Regions from separate parts of the Homo sapiens genome. Here region 1 is linked to region 2. The links are chromatin contacts, found by Hi-C or POLR2A ChIA-PET in ENCODE. All regions are on one chromosome and are shown on one strand. The core of a region is the stretch at or near the end of the contact, and the rest is flanking DNA. Distances in the headings are between cores, read along the strand shown. Region 1 holds the start of LINC00921 (long intergenic non-protein coding RNA 921). Region 2 overlaps GREP1 (glycine rich extracellular protein 1).

Region 1 (7,613 bases), core at 1,258-3,757, 260 kb before region 2:
CCTGGGCAGCAGCGTGAGACTCCGTCTCAAAAAAATAATAATAAAATAAAAAAATAAAACGTATAGATGACATAGAGGGAAAAGGCCAACTTCTACCCCCAATTCTACTCTTGAAAGGTAGTCATATTTATTTCTTGCATTTCCCTCCAGATACTTAAATTTTAACATTTTTTTCTCTTATTTACAAACATGGGATCATGCTATCTGCACTGTAGTGCAAATGTGCTTTTTCCACTGAATAATACATAAACCATCTTTGCACATTAGCACACAGAAATTCACCGCACTGTTTTCAGTGGATGCAGTGTAGTCCAAGGAATGGATTCACCAAAACTTACTCAGCTATTCAGCCAGTGCCCTGGTGACAGACATTTAAGGGGTTTACAGTTTCTAACTAACTGGCAAGTGTGGCAGGCAGGGAAATGATCTAGGATGATTACCATCATTTGTGTAAGAAAGTGCCCCTGAGAACACCATGAAGGTGAATACAGCCTCGATATGCTTACCTGAAGACAGTAGTCTCGATGGGTAGGACTTAAATCCAATGTAGGAACTAGAAAAACAGACCATCTAGCTGGGTTTCCAAGCTTTTTTGTGGGCTGCAATACACTTGGATCAAAGGAAATCTTTCTTGAAGGTTAAATATGTAAAACAGTTAAAAAGTAGTGGCCGGTCTGGCATTAGTTGGGAGAGGGGGGAGGGGGTAGGAGGGAAGGAGGGAGGTCTATGCCTATGAAGCTCCTGAAATAAGAAACCTGGGCCGGGCGCGGTGGCTCACGCCTGTAATCCCAGCACTTTGGGAGGCCGAAGCGGGCGGATCACGAGGTCAGGAGAGCGAGACCATCCTGGCTAACATGGTGAAACCCCGTCTCTACTAAAAATACAAAAAATTAGCCGGGCGTGAAAATTAGCCGGGCGTGGTGGCGGGCGCCTGTAATCCCAGCTACTCGGAAGGCTGAGGCAGGAGACTGGCGTGAACTCGCGAGGCGGAGCTTGCAGTGAGCGGAGATGGCGCCACTGCACTCCAGCCTGGACGACAGAGCGAGACTCCGTCTCAAAAAAGAAGAAAGAAACCAGATGCATGTGCCTTCTTTGAGCCAAACCATTACCTCTCTGGCTCACAGCATGTTACTAGATTTGTTCAAAAGGAAAAAACAGAAGTTTCAGCAACCGTACTCTAGGGTTCTGAGGGGGCAGAGTTTGAGAATCCTTGCTCTAGCCCGCCTCTGCTGATTATAAGGGAGAAAACGGCAGTGCTGCTGTTAGGCTGATGTATCTGTTCCTTTCACAGCTTTGGTCATAACTGGTAATTACCATTTACTTGTTCTCAGCCTCCTTGGAACAGCGATCTTGCCTGACACGTGCACCCTCGCACGTGGCACAGTAAGTGGGACACATTAGGCACTCGGAAAATATTTGCTGTAAACATGAAAGAAGGGCGACAGGCTAATAAAGTGTGGAAGGGTTTTGGGGTCAGCACAGCCCCGGGACGTCCCATCCCCGTGGGCCGCGGGCCGCCCGGAATACGACGACTCCACTTGCCGGCGCTGCTCCCGGGATACCAGCGACAACAGCGGCTCAGTCCCGGCAAACGGCGCGTGGCCCCTCCGGCGAAAAGCAGCTATAGGCTGTTGCGGCTGCCAATCAGACCAACAGAGCCGCGACTCGGAGACCTCTGGGAGACGTGGGCCCCCGCTAATCCGCCCTCCAATTGGCTCGCGTGCTCCCGGGGCGCTCTGGGAGATGTGTTTCTGGGAGTGTTCCGCGCATGTGCATGCGTGAGGGCGGGGCGTCGGGGTCGGGCTGGAGTGTCTGTCGCGCCTTATGTGGGCCCCTCGGCAGAAGACGCACTTTCGGCAGAAGCCGCACTTTTGGCAGAAGCCGCCCTGGGTCCTTTCCCTCCCGCAGGCAGGCCGGGACCCCGGCGGGAATTGCGTGCAGGTCGGGTCTCGCTTGACCCCAGCGCCTCCCCGCGTCCGGGCACACTGCGGACAGTTCCTTTTTATTCTCTACCGCTACTTCCTCTTTATCTTCTGCCGCTCTTTCCACACGTCTCCTCCCCCAGGCCGCTTCCCTTTGGGGCGCCGGGCCAGGGAGGGGCTGCCGGACCGGAGACCCCGGACTCGCGCCGGTCTCCGCTCGGGCGTGGGGTCCGTGGGGCGTCGGCGGGAGGGGTCCTGGAGGAGACGGCTGTGCCGGGGCGGGACCCCCTGTCCTCTTAACAGACGCGCCCCTGACAGTCGTGCCAGTCGCCGCCCTGGGCTTTGGGGACGTCCGAGGACGCAGCTGGCGGTTCCTCCCGCGGTTCCCGGCACTGTTACTTCCCCGAATTCCCAGAACAACCCATTTGATAGGAAATGGAAACTGAGAAAAATCGAGTAATTTACTCACGTCACACGGCCACCAGATATTTGAATCTCGTATTTCCCACCACTTCGTGGCTTCCAGGCTCATAAACAAGAAGTTGCAAAACAGGGTGAGGCGTGGGAATGACAGCAGCACGGGGCGGGGAGTGGAAGGGCGGAGCACCTTAGAGGGCAGGATTCAGCAAACGGAACCTCAAAGGAAACAGTGTCAGTGCTGCTGCTTAGTTGGTAAGAAAACAAAGGGCCGGGCGCGGTGGCTCACGCCTGTAATCCCACCACTTTGGGAGGCCGAGGCGGTCGGATCGCGAGGTCAGGAGTTCGAGACCAGCCTGACCAATATGGTGAAACCCTGTCTCTACTAAAAAATACAAAAATTAGCCGGGCGTGGTGGCGCGCGCCTGTAGTCCCAGCTACTCAGGAGGCTGAGGCAGGAGAATCGCTTGAACCCCGGAGGCACATGTAGTGAGCTAAGATCGCGCCACTGCACTCCAGCATGGGCGACAGAGTGAGACTGCGTCTCAAAAAACAAACAAACAAAAAAAGGGAGTAGCTGCCTTCCAGACACAGTTTTGTTATTTTTCTGCCCCTTTCACTAGCCTGTCAGCCCTTTGGTGGCCGGGGATTGCGTGTCCAAAGCCTGGCTGCTAGTCAGGTTCCTATAAATATTGGTAGGACAGAGCGTATTAAAGTTTTTATTTTAAGATTTTTAAGCACAAGAAAGTTGAGAGAGTAACATGAATACTCACGTACTCTCCACCTAGATTTAATAATCAGAAAAAATTATGTGTGTAGGCCTTTATTTTTTACAAACCCTCTTGTTTAACGTTACCGCCTTCCAAATGAAGCTCATTGGTGAGTGGTGTGGGGATCTATTCAGAGCCCCATGACTGCAGCCCTTCAGCAGGGTTAAGGCCACCTGCCACACCCCACTTTGGGAAGCTGGCTTCCTCTCCTCTCCCTCCGTTTCCAAGCTGCTCAGGAGGTGCCCTCAGAAAGATCAGTTACAATTAGTGTTATCTGCGTAGGGGACTGGGCAGCAGATCTCATTGATCTGGGCTGGGATCGGCAGGTGGGTTGGTCCAAGTTGAGAGGGAGATCCTGCAGAAGCTCTTAGCTGCTGCAGGATTCAACACTAACTCCTTAAGGTAGCAACAAGGGCCCTTTGTAAAATCTGGCCAGAAACAGGTATCTTAGATGCATCTTCACACCCGCCAGTATCCAGTCTACCCTTATCATGTCAGCCCTGCTTTCAGAATCACCCAGAATCTGACCCTTCTGCCTCCACAGTGGTTCAGGGCCCTGCAGTCGCTTTCCTGCATTGTGACAATAGATTGCTTTCTCCTCTCTGTTTCCACCTTTCTCATCTCTTGTCTCTTATGGAAGCCAGAGTGTTCTCTTTTCTTTTCTTTCTTTTTTTGAAACAGTCTCACTCTTTCACCCAGGCCAGAGTACAGTGGTGCGATCACAGGTCACTGCAACCTCCGCCTCCCAGGTTCAGGTGATTCACCTCAGCCTCCAGAGTAGCTGGGACTACGCGCACATCACCACCACACTCAGCAAATTTTTGTATTTTCAGTAGAGACGGGCTTTCACCATGTTGGCCAGGCTTATCTCGAACTTCTGACCTCAGGTGATCCACCTTCCTTGGCTTCCCAAAGTGCTGGATTATATGTGTGAGCCACCGCGCCCGGCCCAGAATGTTTCTTTTAAAGCGTAACTCCAATTATGTCACTGCTCTGCTCAAACTTTCCAGTGTCCCCTCATCTCAGAGTAAGAGCCAAGTCCTTGCTGTGTCCTGGGAGCCCTGCTACTTGATAGGGGACTCCAGCTCCCTCTCTAACCCCTCCATCCACTCCTCCTCCGTGCCTCTGCTCCAGCCACCACTCTTCCTCAAACACTAAGCACAAAGTTACCCCTTTTGCACTCTGTAAATAGGCAAAGACTGCTCATCCTCAAAATGAATACCTGGCTTACTCCTCTTCCTTTGGGTCTCTGTTCAAGCACAAAAGCCTTCTTCAAGTGCCCTATTAAAATATGAAACCAGGGGGCACGGTGGCTCATGCCTGTAATCACAGCACTTTGGGAGGCCAAGGCGGTTGGATCACTTGAGGTCAGTTGTTTGAGACTGGCCTGGCCAACATGGTGAAACCCCGTCTTTACTAAAAATACAAAAATTAGCCTGGCATGGTGGTGTGAGCCTGTAATCCCAACTACTTGGGAGGCTGAGGCAGGAGAATTGCTTGAACCCGGGAGGCAGAAGTTGCAGTGAGCCAAGATAGCACCACTGCACTCCAGCCTGGGTGACAGAGTGAGACTCTGTCTCTAAATAAATAAATAAAAATAAAAAAATATGAAACCAATCCCCTGCACTCACTAACCCTATTATTCTGCTGTTTTTTCCCCCAACTTATCACTCCCTGATACATTGTGTATTTGTTTGTTTATATCAATTCACACTTTCCTATAAGAATGTGGGCTCTTGGCTGGGCGCAGTGGCTCATGCCTGTAATCCCAGCACTTTGGGAGGCCGAGGTGGGCAGATCACAAGGTCAGGAGATCGAGACCATCCTGGCTAACACGGTGAAACCCCGTCTCTACTAAAAATACAAAAATTAGCCGGGCGTGGTGGCAGGCGCCTGTAGTTCCAGCTACTCGGGAGGCTGAGGCAGGAGGATGGCGTGAACCCGGGAGGTGGAGCTTGCAGTGAGCTGAGATAGCACCACTGCACTCCAGCCTGGGCAATATAGCTAGACTCCGTCAAAAAAAAAAAAATGCGGGATCTTCTGAGCCAGGCGCAGCAGCTCACGCCTGTAATCCCAGCACTTTGGGAGGCCGAGGTGGGTAAATCACTTGAGGCCGGGAGTTTAAGACCAGCCTGGCCAACATGGTGAAACCCCGTCTCTACTAAAAATACAAAAATTAGCCAGGCGTGGTTGTCGGTACCTATAATCCCAACTACTTGGGACGCTGAGGCAGGAGGATCGCTCAAACACTGGAGGCAGAGGTTGCAGTGGCGAGATTGCGCTACTGCCCTCCAGCCTGGGCGACTGAGTGAAATTCCATCTCGAAAAAAAAAAAAGAATGTGGCCTCTTCTGAAGGGCATTTATATCAGAAAAAAAAGAATGTGAGCACTGCAAGAAGTTTTTTTCTGTTCAGTTCTGTATCAGTAGTACCTAGAATAGCATCTGGCATACAGCAGGTGCTCCAAGAGTAAATGAATGGCCCTGTGGTGCCTCTTCCTAGCTAGACATGTGTTCAGTATGTCAATTAACCCATCTAAACAGGGTGGGCAATTGTCCCAATTTCCCCGGACTGTGGTCGTTCCCAGAACTAGGCTTTCAGTGCTAAGACTGGGCAAATTGGGTTTTGCTCCTAGACAAAATGTGTTGGTCACCCTACCTGTAAGCCTACATTTCATCATCTATGAAAAAATAGTTGGCTGGTCACGGTGGCGCACGCCTGTAATCCCAGAACTTTGGGAGGCTGAGGCGGGCGAATCACAAGGTCAGGAGTTCAAGACCAGCCTGGCCAACATGGTGAAACCCCGTCTCTACTAAAAATACAAAAAATTAGCTGGGTGTAATGGCGGGCACCTGTAATGCCAGCTACTCGGGAGGCAGAGGCAGGAGAATCGCTTGAACCCGGGAGGCGGAGGTTGCAGTGGGCCATGATCTTGCCACTGCACTCCAGCCCAGGTGATAAGAGTGAGACTCTGTCTCAAAATAAATCAAGTAAATAAATAAGTAAATACTATATACCTCCTTTATCATGATGGTTTAGGGGCACGGGACTGATACTCCCTTAGAAGTTAAGCTAATTGTGAAAGACTTTTTTTTTTTTTAAATACGGAATCTTGCTCTGTTGCCCAACCTGGAGTGCAGTGATGCAATCTCGACTCACTGAAACCTCCACCTCCCAGGTTCAAGCAGTTCTACCTCAGCCTCCGGAGTACCTGGGATTACAGGCGCGGGCCACCTCACCTGGCTAATTTTTGTATTTTCATTAGAGACGAGGTTTTGCCGTGTTGGCCAGGCTGGTCTGGAACTCCTGACCTCAAGTGATCCACCTGTCTCGGCCTTCCAAAGTGTTGAAATTACAGGCGTGCGCCACCACACCTGGTCTGAAAGACTTTTTAAAACTATCTTTTTTGCTTATTACGAAAGTAATACAATCTTCATTTTTTTAAATCCCAAAATGTGCAGAAGTAAATGCCATAGAAAGTGAAACCCCTGGTGACCAGGAGTGGAGTGAAGGTCGTGGTGTCTGAGCCGCACATTTCCCAGGAGTAATAGCCGAGAGTAGACCCTTTGCAGCAGCTTTGTTGGGTTTAGATTTGCCATGTCACCCCAAATAAGGTCACACATCCAATGGCAGGGGCACACAAGACAGCCCATGACCATTCCACTTTGATTATTAAACACTTAAATGACGTTAGAAGGGCAATAATTCTATTTTCACTGTGAGAAATTACTGGAACCCCTCCAAACAAAAGCTTTGTGAGCCTGCCTTGCCCTAGAAAGTCCAAAGTGGCATCAAAACACTGCCTTCCAGAAGTCCTGCCTCAGAGCAGCCTCTGTTGCAAAACGTGTCACCGCAATTGCAAAATATCCTGCTTTAGACCAGAAAGTATCATTCCCTGCCCAATTCTGTCATGGGGTTTTGGTATCAGCTCCGAGGAGTTTTCTGACCAGACGAGATGGGATCACACAGCACCCACAGCGTCACTGCACAGTCTCATCCTTTCTCCATCTGGTAGTGGGAGACTGCCTGGGAGGTGCTGGGTTGCCACCGTCCAGAGTCAGGGACGGGTGCTGGCCCCAGTGATACCCCATTCAACACCCTTCTTCTGGCCCAGCCTAAAAATTCCAAAAATCTGCTGTCTGCACCATCAATGTGCATTTCATCCACTTTTTTTTTTTTTTTTTTTTTTTTTTTTTGAGACAGGGTGTCTTGCTGTGTCACCCAGGCTGGAGAGCAGTGGTGCAATCACAGCTCATTGCAGCCTGAACCTAGGCTCAAGCAATCTTCCCACCTCAGCCTCCTGAGTAGCAGCAGGGACCACCAGTGTGTGCCACCACACCCAGCTAATATTTTTTCTATTTTTTGTAGAGGCAGGGTCTCCTTATGTTGCCCAGGCTAATCTCAAACTCTTGGGCTTAAGTAATCCTCCTGTCTCAGCCTCCCAAGGGCTGGGATTGCAGGTGTGAGCCACTACACCCAGCCCAATTCACCCTTTTTTTAGGGAA
Region 2 (7,341 bases), core at 2,222-4,721:
GGTGGGCAGAAGAAACCAGAGATCAGCTTAGATAGGGTCGAAGTGGGTTAACCCGCGCCTCTTAGAGGGGGAAGTGTGGCCTGACCACAAAGGAAAGGAAGGAAGTTACCAGGAGCTACCATGCGCCAGGAACAGTGCGGGGGTGGGTGTGGGGGCAGCACACTAAGAACCCCAAGGGCAGAGTCACCCACTGCGCCCGGAGGAGCCAAGACCCAGATCTTACAGGTAGAGAAGCTGGTCCCCTAGCTCCCAAACCAAAAGGTGCAGCTAAATCTCGGTGTTGCAGCTGTCACCCTCACGGGCTCACTGCCCACCTTCACAGACAGGAACAAGCTCAGGGAGCTGAGCGAACCTGACCAAGTGCACAGCGGGAAGCAGGACACACCTGACACCAACCCAGACCCTGACTTTGGAGCTAGCCCCCCTAGGTGGGCTAAGAGAGCCTCCTGAACCTCTTTCCCGACAGGGCAGCGGGGCAGGGCCTCTCCTTCTTCTGGGCCTCCCAAGCACCATCCCGTTCCTCCTTGTCCCAAATTCTTCGAGGCTCCCAGTACAGGGAAACCTCTGCAGAAAACTGCATTTGGATCTGATTACGGAAGAGGCCCCCTCCACCAGCTGGCTCACTCTCATTGCCATGTCCCTGGCAAGGGAAGTGCCCTTTGCTCCCCACTTGCAGGGGGCAGCGGGCTGGACTCCCAGAACCTCATGCGAGCCCCACCCCAGGGCTCCCTGGGCAAGTCACAGCTGCCCAAACCTCAGGTGCTCCTGGCTGTAAAGCAGAGAGGAGACAGCTCTGCTTCAACCCTGGCACATCCCTGGACTGGCACCTTGGGGATCGAGGTGGGTATTGACTCAAGACAAGCATATTTTGTCAAAAGCATAATGGAGGTTTCACTTGTACACCTGGGCAGACTCCACTGACTGGGTAACAATTAACTTTATTATCAGTAGTAACTGTCAGTTTCAACCAGCAGCAGTTATCGCTCCCACCCTTTGAGGGTGGGGGCCCCGTGGCTAATGCTGTCTTTAAGAATACACATCTGTGTACTTCCTGTTTCTTAGCTGAGAGAGGAGGCCTCAACAATATAAAGCGCAGGGAGCTGGGGAGCGGCAAGCCAGTGGGAATGGGCACCTGGCCATAAGTCAGAGAAGGGGAAGGAGAGTTACTTTATTCTCTTCTGGTGCCAGTAAGAACTTTATCAAGGTACTAGTGCCATCAGCTCCTGCCCAAGGGCACCCAGGGCCCCAGGTCAGCATGACGGATTTAAGACACATTACGTTCTGGGAAGACGGCTAGGAAGGTAGGTCAGCCCCACAGGGGAGAGGACACTGCATGTCCAGATGGGGGCACGCAAAATGATACCTCCACCCTCTAAGCCCTGGAATCTGTGAATGTGACCTCACTTGATAAAAGGGCCTTTGCACATGTAATTAAACTAAGGATATCAAAATGAGATTATCCTAGGTTTCAGGCGGGTCCTACCTTCAACGACAATCCAACCTCTTACAACATAAAAACAGGGAGATTGGAGACAGACATGGGGAGAAGGCCATGTGAAGACGGAGGCAGGAACTCCTGTGATGCGGCCACAAGCCACAGAGGGCCTGGAGCCACCAGGAGCTGGAAGAGGCAGGAGGGATCCTCCCCTAGCACCTGTGAAGGGAACAGGGTCCTGCCCACACCTTTATTTTTGACTTTTGGCCTCCAGAATTGTAACGAATACATTTCTGTTGTTTGAAGCCATGCAGTGTGTATAAATTTGCTACTGCGGTCAGGCCGGGCGCGGTGGCTCACGCCTGTAATCCCAGCACTTTGGGAGGCCGAGGCGGGAAGATCACGAGGTCAGGAGATCGAGACCATCCTGGCTAACATGGTGAAACCGCATCTCTACCAAAAATAAAAAAAATTAAAAAATAAAATTTTTACTGCAGTCACAAAGAACTAGTACACTGCCCTTCTTGGTGGTGGGTCCCGGGCTCTCCGAGGTCCCCCAGGGTCAAGGTTGGCTTTCTGATACCAGTCCTAGGCTGCTGGAGAAGAGCCCACTGAGAAAGAATTTTCGCCTGATTACCTGAGCTCAGGCCACCTAGGGAACAAAGAGAACTTTATTAAGTTGTAGAGGCTGCACAGAAACTGGCAGGTGGGGTGCAGGCAAAGCTGGAGAGAACAGGAGCTTCCTCTCAGGGCCCAGCCCGGGTGGGGGTGGGGGAAGCTCTCCTGTCCCATGGGGATGACTTCACAGCCCTTGCATGTGACCCTTGGGTCCAGTATCGATCCCCACCACTGCTTCCCTGGTGCGCACAGCCAGCCCGACCCCTGGATCTGTTTCAGTTGAAAATTTGACTTCTGAAGACTTTTCAAAGGCCGGGCGCAGTGGCTTATGCCTGTAATCCCAGCAGTTTGGGAGACGGGCGGATCACCTGAGGTCTGGAGTTTGAGACCAGCCTGACCAAAATGGAGAAACCCCGTCTCTACTAAAAATAGAAAATTAGCTGGGCGTGGTGGCGCATGCCTGTAAACTCAGCTACTCAGGAGGCTGAGGCAGGAGAATCGCTTGAACCCAGGAGGCGGAGGCTGTGGTGAGCCGAGATTATGCCATTGCACTCCAGCCTGGGCAACAAGAACGAAACTCCGTCTCAAAAAAAAAAAAAAAAAAAAAAAGACTTTTGCGGCAGGATCAGAATTTTCAAGAGCCATACACTGAGGATGGCCTTAGCCATGGCATCCAGACCCTTTATTTATAAGAGAAATGAAATATTTGGATATAGTTAAAGCACTTTAAACTTTTTTTTTTTTTTTTGAGACGGAGTTTAGCTCTTGTTGCCTAGGCTGGAGTGCAATGGCACCATCTCGGCTCACCCCAACCTCCGCCTCCCGGGTTCAAGCGATTCTCCTGCCTCAGCCTCCCGAGTAGCTGGGATTACAGGCATGTGCCACCACGCCCGGCTAATTTTGTATTTTTAGTAGAGACAGGGTTTCTCCATGTTGGTCAGGCTGGTCTCAAACTCCTGACCTCAGGTGATCCGCCAGCCTCAGCCTCCCAAAGTGCTGGGATTATAGGCGGGAGCCACCGCGCCCGGCCCAGCACTTTAAACTTTTGTTTTCATACCCTTGATCCCCATTTCCTTGGACACGTGCTGTGGGCCCCGCCCGCTGCCCTGATCACTAGCCAGGTTATCAGCCCAGGGGACGGGTTACATTCTCAAATAACCTAGCAAGAGGCCTGCTGGAGGGCAGCAGGGGAAAATGGAAGACCCGAATCTTTAGACAAGTCTATTTTCAGACTCGCTCCTTTCTCTACCAAACCTGAGCTGCTTCCGATTCTCCTTCTCTCTTCCCCAAACTGGGCTCTAACCCCCGTCCTCTGAATCCATGCCCGGGGAAGGTGGCTACGGGCACTGGCCCTGTCGGGGGCTGCCTACTCACCCGCCGCGGGAGGGGCCAGGTCAGCAGGGCGGCGACAGGAAGAAATGCGGGGACAGGGGCACGGGCGGTGGCAGGGGAAAGGCGGACAGCAGCCATGGGTCGCGGGTCTCGGGGGCCGTCAGCAGGCTGAAGGGAGAGGGTCGCGCGGGCAGCGGCGGAAGCGGATGCGGCGGCGGCTCGGAGACCAGGGGCGGGCGGACGAGCGCGCCCACGGGCCCAGGGGCTGAGGCGACGGCGGACACGGGCAGCGGAAGCAGCGGTAGGAGCGCGGGCGGAGCGCGCGGGCGCGGGCAGGCGCGGCAGGTCCTGCAGTGCGAGCACGGCGGCGGAGAGCGCGGGTGAGCAGGCTTCGGGCGGCAGCTCGGGCAGTGCCAGATGCGCGCCGGGGCCCCAGGGCGCCAGCGGCTCGGGCCGCAGCGGGAGCGCGGGCAGCGGTGGCAGCTCGGCCAGGGCGAGAGCGGAGGGCGTCGGCGGCCCGGGGCTCAGGCCGGGCGGCAGGCCGGGCAACGGCGGGTGCGGCAGGGACGGCGGGGGCAGCGGGGTGGGCGGCAGCGTCGAGCGGGCCCGGCCCAATCGCGAGTGGGCGCGGGCGCGGGCGAGCCGCGGGTGCGAGCTGGAGCGGGGCAGCCGCGCCGCCAGCTTGGCTGCGGCCGCCACCCCGGTTGCGGCCGCCAGCCCAGGGCCCCAGAGCGCGCCGCCAGCCGTGACCTGGTACCTCGGGAGGTGGCCAAGCGCCGCACTCCGAGCGGCCCAGCCAATCGCAGATGCTCGCCGCCGCACCCCAACCAATCACGGGCCAGTGCGCTCGCGGTCTACGGGTCCCACCCGGCAGCTGTCAAGGGCTACCCTTGGCAGCCAATCAGAGATATGAGCGCGCTCCGCCAAGTTCTTCTTCCCGCCCTCTCCTGGTCCCAGCCAATCGCTGTGTCCCAGGTGCCGCAGCTGCTCCCCGCCCTCAGCTAGCCTGGCTATCAGGCGCTGCACACGCGCAGTGGGCGCCCCCACCTGGCTTGAGGATCTGCGGATTCGCTGCGACACCGAGGCGCGGCGCCTCACCAATTTTTTTTTTGTTTGTTTTTTAGGTGGCTTTTTTGGGGACTGAGCCCCTCACTCTGGCGCCCAGGCTACATTGCAGTGGCGCGGTCTTGGCTCAGTGAAGCCTCGACCTGCCGGACTAAAGCAGTTCTCCCGCCTCAGCCTCCCCAAGTAGCCGGGACTACAGGTGCACGCCACCACACCCGGCTAATTATTATGGTCTTTAAATTTAAAAAAAAAATTTTTTTTAGACGGAGTCTCGCTCTATCCCCCAGGCTGGAGTGCATTGGCGCAGTCTCAGCTGCAACCTCCGCCTCCTGGTTCAAACGAGTCTCCTGCCTCAGCCTCCTGAGCAGATGGGATTACGGGCGCCCGCCACCATGCCCGGCTAATTTTTGTGTTTTTAGTAGAGACGGGGTTTCGCCATGTTGGCCAGGCTGGTCTCGAACTCATGACCTCATGATGCACCCGCCTCGGCGTGCCAAAGTGCTGGGATTACAGGCGTGAGCCACCGCGCCCGGCCTAATTATTATATTTTGTGTAGAGATGGAGTCTCACCATGTTGCCCAGGCTGGTCTCGAACTCCTGGGCTCAAGCGATCCGCCGGCCTCAGTCTTCCAAAGTGCTGGGATTCCAGGCATGACCCACCGCGCCCGCCCCCCGACGCCACCGATGTGGAGTGTGAGATTGTCCTCTCGTTGCTGTTTACCCATTGCAACTCAGGTATGAGGATCCTGTGTGGATGGGTCAAGGTGCACAGATTTCCATTCAGTTATCTTATAAGAAAGATAAAACGATATCACAATTCAAAAGTAAAGTTTGGTGATAATATACTTAGCATTTGTGTTAAAGTTCCTAAGAACAATTGTAAATGACAGATGGGTGCGAATCTGGTAGCTCAGAACAAAAAGGATAAAATGGTCAATCTATTCAAAATTGGAATATAGAAACTTTTTTTTTTTTTTTTTGAGACAGGATCTTGCTCTTTCGCCCATGCTGGAGTGCAGTAGTGCCATCATGGCTCACTGCAGCCTCGATCTCCTCGGCTCAAGTAATCCTCTCACCTCAGCCTCCCAAGTAGCTGAGACTACAGGCATGCGCCACCCTGCCAGGCTAAGTTTTTTATTTGTGGAGATGGGAGTCGCCGGGTGCGGTGGCTCACGCCTGTAATCACAGCACTTTGGGAGGCCGAGGCGGGCGGATCACGAGGTCAGGAGGAGATCCAGACCATCCTGGCTAACATGGTGAAACCCCGACTCTACTAAAAGTACAAAAACTTAGCTGGGCAGGCGCCTGTAGTCCCAGCTACTTGGGAGGCTGAGGAAGGAGAATGGCATGAACCCGGGAGGGGGAGCTTGCAGTGAGCCGAGATTGCGCCACTGCACTCTAGCCTGGGCGACAGAGCGAGACTCCGTCTCAAAAAAAAAAAAAAGAGAGAGAGAATCAAGAGAGTCAAGTCGATTATGTTTCTAATTGTTGTTTGAGATGTCTAAGGCTATTTCGTTAATCAGGCATTTAAGGCACGCAAAATATTTAGGGAAAAGTCGAGTTGTGAAATTCGTATTTGTTTTTATTTACTTATTTATTTTTTATAGAGATGGGGGTCTCACTATATTGCCCAGGCTGGTCTTTAAATTGTAGGCTCAAGCAATCCTCCTGCCTTGGCCTCCCAAAATACTGGGATTACAGGCGTGACCCACCATGCCTGGCCGAGCTGTGAAATTTATAAACTAATTAAGCATTCATCAAAGATTGTGAAAGTGAGTTTTACATCCAAATTATTAGTCAATACAATATCTGGAAGGCCACTATAAAAGCTTAAGGAAAATGAGATTTTTATCTAACAACTTTAATAAATCGATTATAAATGAAAACACAAAGAATGAAGTGTTCTTTTCCATGCACAAGGCCCCTAACTTGGATGTGGTTCCCCCGCTAGGCGGTCACCAAGTGATGCCCTCCCTGAGGGCAGGCGTTGATCGAGTCTGTTTTCTTCTCATGATTTCTCCTGTTGGGAACATGGTCCCTGGCACATGGCCTCATTGATGTTTGCCAAATGAATGAATGAGGTGCTGGGTGGTGGCTGCAGGCCCATGCCACTCCCACCCTGGTCAGCAAGCCCCTTGCATGGCACGCGGAGGCAAGCAGGGAAGCACGTTTGTGGTTCTAGCATGGAGGAGACCCCCGGCCAGGCAGCACCAGAGGCCAAGCCCAAGGGTCTGTCTTCCTTGCTGGGCAGGCGAGGGGCATTGCAGTGCTCAGCATTTCCCCAGAGGGCAGCGGCCTGGGAAGACATAGAGCTGGGCTAGGGAGGGGCGGGGCCCTGGTGAGGCCTTGCCCCCTCCTCCCCTCCCAGGGACCTGAGCTTCTGGGGTCAGTCACTCAGCAGCCACCTACAGGTGGCAGAACCTGCTATCCTTCCCAAGGGCTGGGTGTCCCCCAGTATGGCTGGAGGGGTGACCACGGGGGGCCTTTGGGCAGGCGGCTCGGCCATTGCGCCTCCCTCTCACCTCCGTAGCCATTCCCCAGCTGGCCATTGCTGCCTCTCTTCACGTCGGGGCCCCCTGTGGCACAGACAGACAGACCAGGAGCACTCGGGTCACCAGAGAGCTTCCGTCCACCCCAGCTTCAACCCAGGCTGTGGGAGACACCCCCTCCCCGGAGGGCCCAGGGCTCAGCTCTGCCTCAGTTTCTCAGAGGACCGGGGGGAGAGGGACAGAGTATGGAGAACTGAGTCCGTGATGGCCCTCGTTCCCAACTCCATCACCTCCCCTTCTTGGTCCAGTGTCTGGGCTGGCTCTCAGGGTCCCGGGCTCTTCTGGCCTCTCCTCCAGCTCCATTCCTTCCTGCTCCTTCCTGCCTATGCCCTCCTGGCCTCT

Evidence for each region. Hi-C counts contacts between places; a loop is a spot of excess contacts on that map. ChIA-PET counts read pairs that join two places held with the same protein, here RNA polymerase II (POLR2A). Pooled maps may share reads with other maps.
Region 1: a map with no recorded cell type shows a loop between it and region 2 (15-fold over the local background). The contact joins the promoter of LINC00921 here to the enhancer-like site in region 2. A Hi-C loop is called at or near these places in 1 of 37 single-sample maps with no recorded cell type and 5 of 50 pooled maps. POLR2A ChIA-PET finds 5 or more read pairs at or near these places in 2 of 52 experiments (Caco-2 and WTC11).

The regions. Positions count from the first base shown.
Region 1 is chr16:3,258,662-3,266,274 of GRCh38, reverse strand. LINC00921 (long intergenic non-protein coding RNA 921) reads right to left here and starts at 2,507. Exons shown (of 2, transcript NR_033904.1): 1 at 507-2,507. RefSeq lists enhancers at 1,527-1,596, 1,747-1,846, 2,287-2,446 and a silencer at 2,087-2,266.
Region 2 is chr16:3,000,966-3,008,306 of GRCh38, reverse strand. GREP1 (glycine rich extracellular protein 1) reads right to left here. Exons shown (of 29, transcript NM_001396456.1): 28 at 6,973-7,026; 29 at 6,296-6,746. The coding sequence ends at 6,721. Among named protein-coding and RNA genes, the nearest start is that of CLDN9, 8.3 kb to the left of the region's middle. RefSeq lists enhancers at 1-709, 2,045-2,339, 4,145-4,439, 3,586-4,544, 6,291-6,827 and silencers at 4,001-4,090, 4,101-4,200, 4,145-4,439, 4,187-4,480. Within about 2 kb of position 3,471, at least 13 of the 41 ENCODE cell types and tissues checked have a DNase peak (open chromatin) inside an H3K27ac peak, as active enhancers do.